Linked DNA regions of Homo sapiens: region 1 is linked to region 2. The links are chromatin contacts, found by Hi-C or POLR2A ChIA-PET in ENCODE. All regions are on one chromosome and are shown on one strand. The core of a region is the stretch at or near the end of the contact, and the rest is flanking DNA. Distances in the headings are between cores, read along the strand shown. Region 1 holds the start of LINC01252 (long intergenic non-protein coding RNA 1252). Region 2 holds the start of BCL2L14 (BCL2 like 14).

Region 1 (2,700 bases), core at 14-2,513, 520 kb before region 2:
CTTTTCCTATTGGCACAGCTGCTGGCATTCACCCGTGCAAGCTTCTAGCTTGCTTGTCTATGTCTGCAGCTTGATTTTACAGGCTGCTCATTGTAAGAAAAGAAAACGATTTGAGGGCTGCTTTTCATTAAAAGGAAAACCTTACTGAGGACTTCCTTACCCTCACTATCTGCCTAAATAATTTCTTCTTAACTCCTATATCACTTATAAGAGGAGAAAGCAGACACACAGGGGGAACTCAGTGTGACAGCACAGGCGGAGCCTGGAGGGATGCCCAGGAATGCCAAAGAGACGCACAGACTGGTTTCTCTCTCACAGCCCCCAGAAAAACCTAACCCTGCCAGTGAGAGGTGACAGCGTGCTGGCAGTCCTCACAGCCCTGCTCGCTCTCGGCGCCTCCTCTGCCTGGGCTCCCACTTTGGCGGCACTTGAGGAGCCCTTTAGCCCACCGCTGCACTGTGGGAGCCCCTTGCTGGGCTGGCCAAGGCCGGAGCCGGCTCCCTCAGCTTGCAGGGAGGTGTGGAGGGAGAGGCGCGGGCGGGAACAGGGGCTGCGCGCGGTGCTTCCGGGCCAGCGCGAGTTCCGGGTGGGCGTGGGCTCGGCGGACCCAGCACTCGGAGCGGCAGGCCGGCCCCACCAGCCCGAGCAGTGAAGGGCTTATCACCTGGGCCAGCAGCTGCTGTGCTCAATTTCTCGCCAGGCTTTAGCTGCCTTCCCGCGGGGCAGGGCTCGGGACCTGCAGCCCGCCATGCCTGAGCCTCCCCCACCTCCGTGGGCTCCTGTGCAGCCGGAGTCTCCCCGACAAGCGCCACCCCCTGCTCCGCGGAGCCCAGTCCCATCGACCACCCAAGGGCTGAGGAGTGCAGGCACACGGCACCGCACTGGCAGGCAGCTCCACCTGCAGCCCCGGTGGGGGATCCACTGGGTGAAGCCAGCTGGGCTCCTGAGTCTGGTGGGGACGTGGAGAACCTTTATGTGTAGCTCAGGGATTGTAAATACACCAATGGGCACTCTGTATCTAGCTCAAGGTTTGTAAACACACCAATCAGCACCCTGTGTCTAGCTCAGGGTTTGTGAATGCACCAATGGACACTCTGTATCTTGCTACTCTGGTGGGGACTTGGAGAACCTTTGTGTGGACACTCGGTATCTAGCTAGTTTGGTGGGGACGTGGAGAACCTTTGTGTCTAGCTCAGGGATTGTAAACGCACCAATCAGCGCCCTGTCAAAACAGACCATTGGCTCTACCAATCAGCAGGATGTGGGTTGGGCCAGATAAGAGAATATAAGCAGGCTGCCCGAGCCAGCAGTGGCAACGCGCTCGGGTCCCCTTCCACACTGTGGAGGCTTTGTCCTTTCGCTCTTTGCAATAACTCTTGCTACTGCTCACTCTTTGGGTTCACACTGCCTTTATGAGCTGTAACACTCACCGCGAAGGTCTGCAGCTTCACTCCTGAAGCCAGCGAGACCACGAACCCACCAGAAGGAAGAAACTCCAAACACATCTGAACATCAGAAGGAACAAACTCCGGACACGCCGCCTTTAAGAACTGTAACACTCACGCGAGGGTCCGCGGCTTCATTCTTGAAGTCGGTGAGACCAAGAACCCACCGATTCCGGACACACCAGCACCCGGATCTCAGACCTCTGGCCTCCGGAACTGTGAGAGAGTAACTTTCTGCTGTTTTAAGATACCCAGCTTGTGGTCATTTATTACAGCAGCCCTAGCAAACGAACCCAGTGTGGTTTGCAACTTCAGTTATAGCATCTACCATCAGCCCAATTCAAAAGACCATTTATTTAATCAGCAACGTTTCCCCCGTCACTCCTTATGGGGCAGTATCCACTGTAGGCTACTGATTCTACTTAGTGCTTTAAGTCAGCGTTGCCAGAATCATACTGAAACACATACCTGGGGCTTCTAGGGCATCTCCTAGTCAGCCTTGTCAAAATCAACAGTTTTGAAAATACGCTCTATGGCAGTCCTGAATTCCACAGGGGTGGAATTCAGAGCCGCTCTCCTCTTGTTTGTCGTATTTTATAAAATGGATATTTAATTCTGTTTCACTATTTGCTTTCATTACTAAAATTTCCCAAAATACATGAAAATAGAGGGTACTCGAAAAACCCAACTTTAAATAAAATAACCGTGAGTATTCTGCCATACTTGTTTCTGTGTTAATATAAGAATTTATTTGAAGAGTTCTGCTATAATGTTTTTAAATACTGGTTTCAATAACTCTCTTCCAATACAGATTACACTTTGTTAGCTCCAATAATTGCTGCATGGTGAATTTAGTCTATTGAAAAGGAAGTGTCAGGTCTGAGTGCCAATTATTGTACTTGACCCAAGGTAACTCTCTTTCAAGGTACTGCGTTGGGTTCCCACTGAATTATTTTACCACATTCGAAATCCTTCATCAGAAATTCAATGTCTTTTATTATGATACATGAAATGATCTAATAAATCTCACTGCACACTGTTACTTTGATTTCTCCAATGAACCACACCTCTCAGAATGCACGCCCTTGTATAGTCCCCTCTCATGGTGACAGCAGGCTTAGCCTTGTGACTAGCTTTGACAATGGGGATATTAGCAAGCATGATGCAAGTGGATTCTGATAAGCTTGATGCTGTATTTATTTGCTTTGGCTGCCATAATAAATGATCACAAACTGGGTATCTTAAAACAGCTCCT
Region 2 (2,700 bases), core at 106-2,605:
TGTAGTCCCAGCTACTTGGGAGGCTGAGGCAGGAGAATGGCGTGAACCCAGGAGGTGGAGCTTGCAGTGAGCCAAGATCGCACCACTGCACTCCAGCCTGGGCGACAGAGCAAGACTCCGTCTCAAAAAAAAAAAAAAAAAGGTGGCAAGTTTTTATAAAAAGAGAAAAATCATTCTTAGTATTTCTTTAATACCCTCTACATTGACCTCACTGGTGCAAAAAATATTAGTTTGCTGGTGAAAATTCACCTCGAGTTACTAAATATCTAACTTTCCCATAACTACCATCTGTTTGTCTCTTGTGGATCTGTTTGCCTAATATTTAAATGACCCATTCTTCCCCACTTTTACGAAAATAGCATTAATTCCCCTTTCACTATTCACACTTCCTTCATCGTCACAGTTTGACCAGCGGTCCAGGGTTTATGATCTCAAGCATGGCCATATATATCTATTTCACTTAAGACTCTGGAAAGAGCATAAAATCAGATGTAACTGTTTCCTATTTCATATAATAGGGAATTCCATCTCTAAAGTTATGACATTTGGCCTTTCAGTGGGTTTTTGTGGTTTTTACTATGGCTGTGCTTAGATTCCTTTTTGAACACTTTTCCAGTGGTTCCACTTGAACACAATCTTTGAGTCACATAGGAGAGGTGACATGATAGAGTGTAAAGCCAGAAAGAGCACGATTTGGATCTCAGCTCAACTGATAGGGATCCGTAGCAAGATACTTCACCTCTCTGAGCCTCAGTTTCCTCATCTGTGCAATGGGAATCGTAACGCCTGCCTCTCAATGTTGTTAAGATTAAATATGTTGGCCGGGCGCAGTGGCTTACGCCTGTAATCCCAGCACTTTGGGAGGCCGAGGAGGGCAGACCACCTGAGGCCAGGAGTTCGAGACCAACATGGTGAAACCCCTGTCTCTACTAAAAATACAAAAATTAGCCAGGCGTGCTGGTGCAAGCCTGTAATCCCAGAAACTCAGGAGGCTGAGATATGAGAATCGCTTGAACCCAGGAGGCGGAGGTTGCAGTGCGCCAAGATCGCACCACTGCACTCCAGCCTGGGCAACAGAGTGAAACTCTGTCTCAAAAAAAAAAAAAAGATTAAATATGTGTACAGTACCTGTACCATGTTAGGCGGTCAGTAAACATTTGTTTAACTAACAACTGATAAGGATAGTAAAGAAGTATCAGAACACCCACCTAGTTATCCCAAAGGGCAGGAAGAGTGCTAGGTAATGGATATAGAATTCCTTTTAGAGTCAAATTACACGGGCAAAGATCAGCCCCTCCTTCAATTAAAAAGCCAGGGGCAGGGCGTAATAAGGAAGTGGTTCTCCTTCTTTAAGCCTCTTTTCAGGCTGAGTCCTAAACCTGAAGAAAGTTTAGAGCCTGGGGCTCTAAACTACCTGAGTCTTTCCAAACGACAAGCCAAGAAGACCTGTTGAAAGTTTCCTCTTAAGTTTCGTGGAGAGAGACTCAGGTATAGAAATATCCTTACTGCCACCTGACCTGAAGCAGAAGAAATCACAGACAGCTTCCAGACCAGGTAACACCAGGAGGCACCAGTCTTCATCCTCAGCCTTTGCAGGAGGACACAGCCTGGTCTTTAGCTGTTTGCCAAATGAGGCAGTCTAATTCAGGGAGCTCTTTACTGGGTTTATTACAAAGTTCTTATCATGTAAGTCTCAGGACACAAAATGACATTGAGAATCTAGTTTAGCGGGGTTTCCAGGAAAGACGAAGAAAGGTTATTTAGGTTTCTCTTTCATTTCTCTTTTGCTACAAAGGGTTTGGGACATTCAGTTAAGAACACATTACTGGTTGAGGTATGTGACGTTACTCAGTCTTCTCTGCTTATGTATCTGGGGAGGTATGCAATGACATGACAGCCATTCCGTGGCCAGGGACACCACTGCCCAAGCTGGAGACCACGAGGATTCAGGGACTGAAGCCAGCATGGGAATTCCTGGTTTGAGATCAGAGTCCTGAGTACCTCGTGGGAACTTGGGCACTCATCCGCAGGAGGTCTAGACCCCCAGAGAATTCCTTGAGTCTAAGGCACAGGTAAATGGAAGACCCTTCTCTCTCCTCTCTCCCCTCTAGAAAGCTCCCTCCTCCCTGAGCTCCCTGTCCCCTTCTTTCCACAATCAGAGCCTCGGACCTTCTGTTTGGTGAATATGACCTGAGGCTCTGTCTAGCATTCAGCTTCTATTGTGGGAAGTTAAGGCACTTTCTCTCATTCCTCATTTCACCTTTAGTATTAAAGAACAGTCCAGGCAGAAGGCACGAAGAGCCTGAGAGGTCTGAAGTGAGGGGGAGAGGAGAGGGGCAGAAGGGGAGGCTCCGGACAACAGAACCAAGCTGAGCTTAGGATGTGCTGTGGGAGGCTCCGTGGGGATGAGTGTCAGTGCCCACGAGATCCACTCAGGCCTCAACTGTGTGTCCTGAGCACATGAAGTCAGCTCTTCTGCTGGGACAGCCACCAAGGGATTCTCCACACCCCTCACCGCTGGGACAGGCAGAGGCACAGCGAACCAGGTGTCCAGCGTAACTGGGGCACTGGGTGGTGGCCGCCTCTGTGTGTGGAAACACGAGGTGCTTGCTGCAGTTTCCTCTGTGTGCTTATCCGTTAGCTGCCACCCACCGGGAGGGAAGTGAAATCTCACCTCAACAAGTGAGTCCGCAGAGCGAG

The links. A loop is a pair of places that touch in the nucleus more often than their neighbours do. ChIA-PET counts read pairs that join two places held with the same protein, here RNA polymerase II (POLR2A). Pooled maps may share reads with other maps.
Region 1: a loop to region 2 is called in a pooled map, with 3 times the contacts of the local background. The contact joins the promoter of LINC01252 here to the promoter of BCL2L14 in region 2. A Hi-C loop is called at or near these places in 7 of 50 pooled maps. POLR2A ChIA-PET finds 5 or more read pairs at or near these places in 5 of 52 experiments (activated CD4-positive, alpha-beta T cell, activated CD4-positive, alpha-beta memory T cell, activated T-cell and 2 more).

The regions. Positions count from the first base shown.
Region 1 is chr12:11,546,767-11,549,466 of GRCh38, forward strand. LINC01252 (long intergenic non-protein coding RNA 1252) reads left to right here and starts at 1,264. Exons shown (of 8, transcript NR_033890.1): 1 at 1,264-1,594. The region is part of intron 2 of LOC124902877 (a long non-coding RNA gene); the gene reads right to left.
Region 2 is chr12:12,069,584-12,072,283 of GRCh38, forward strand. BCL2L14 (BCL2 like 14) reads left to right here and starts at 1,356. Exons shown (of 6, transcript NM_138723.2): 1 at 1,356-1,554. RefSeq lists a silencer at 14-193 and an enhancer at 1,563-1,652.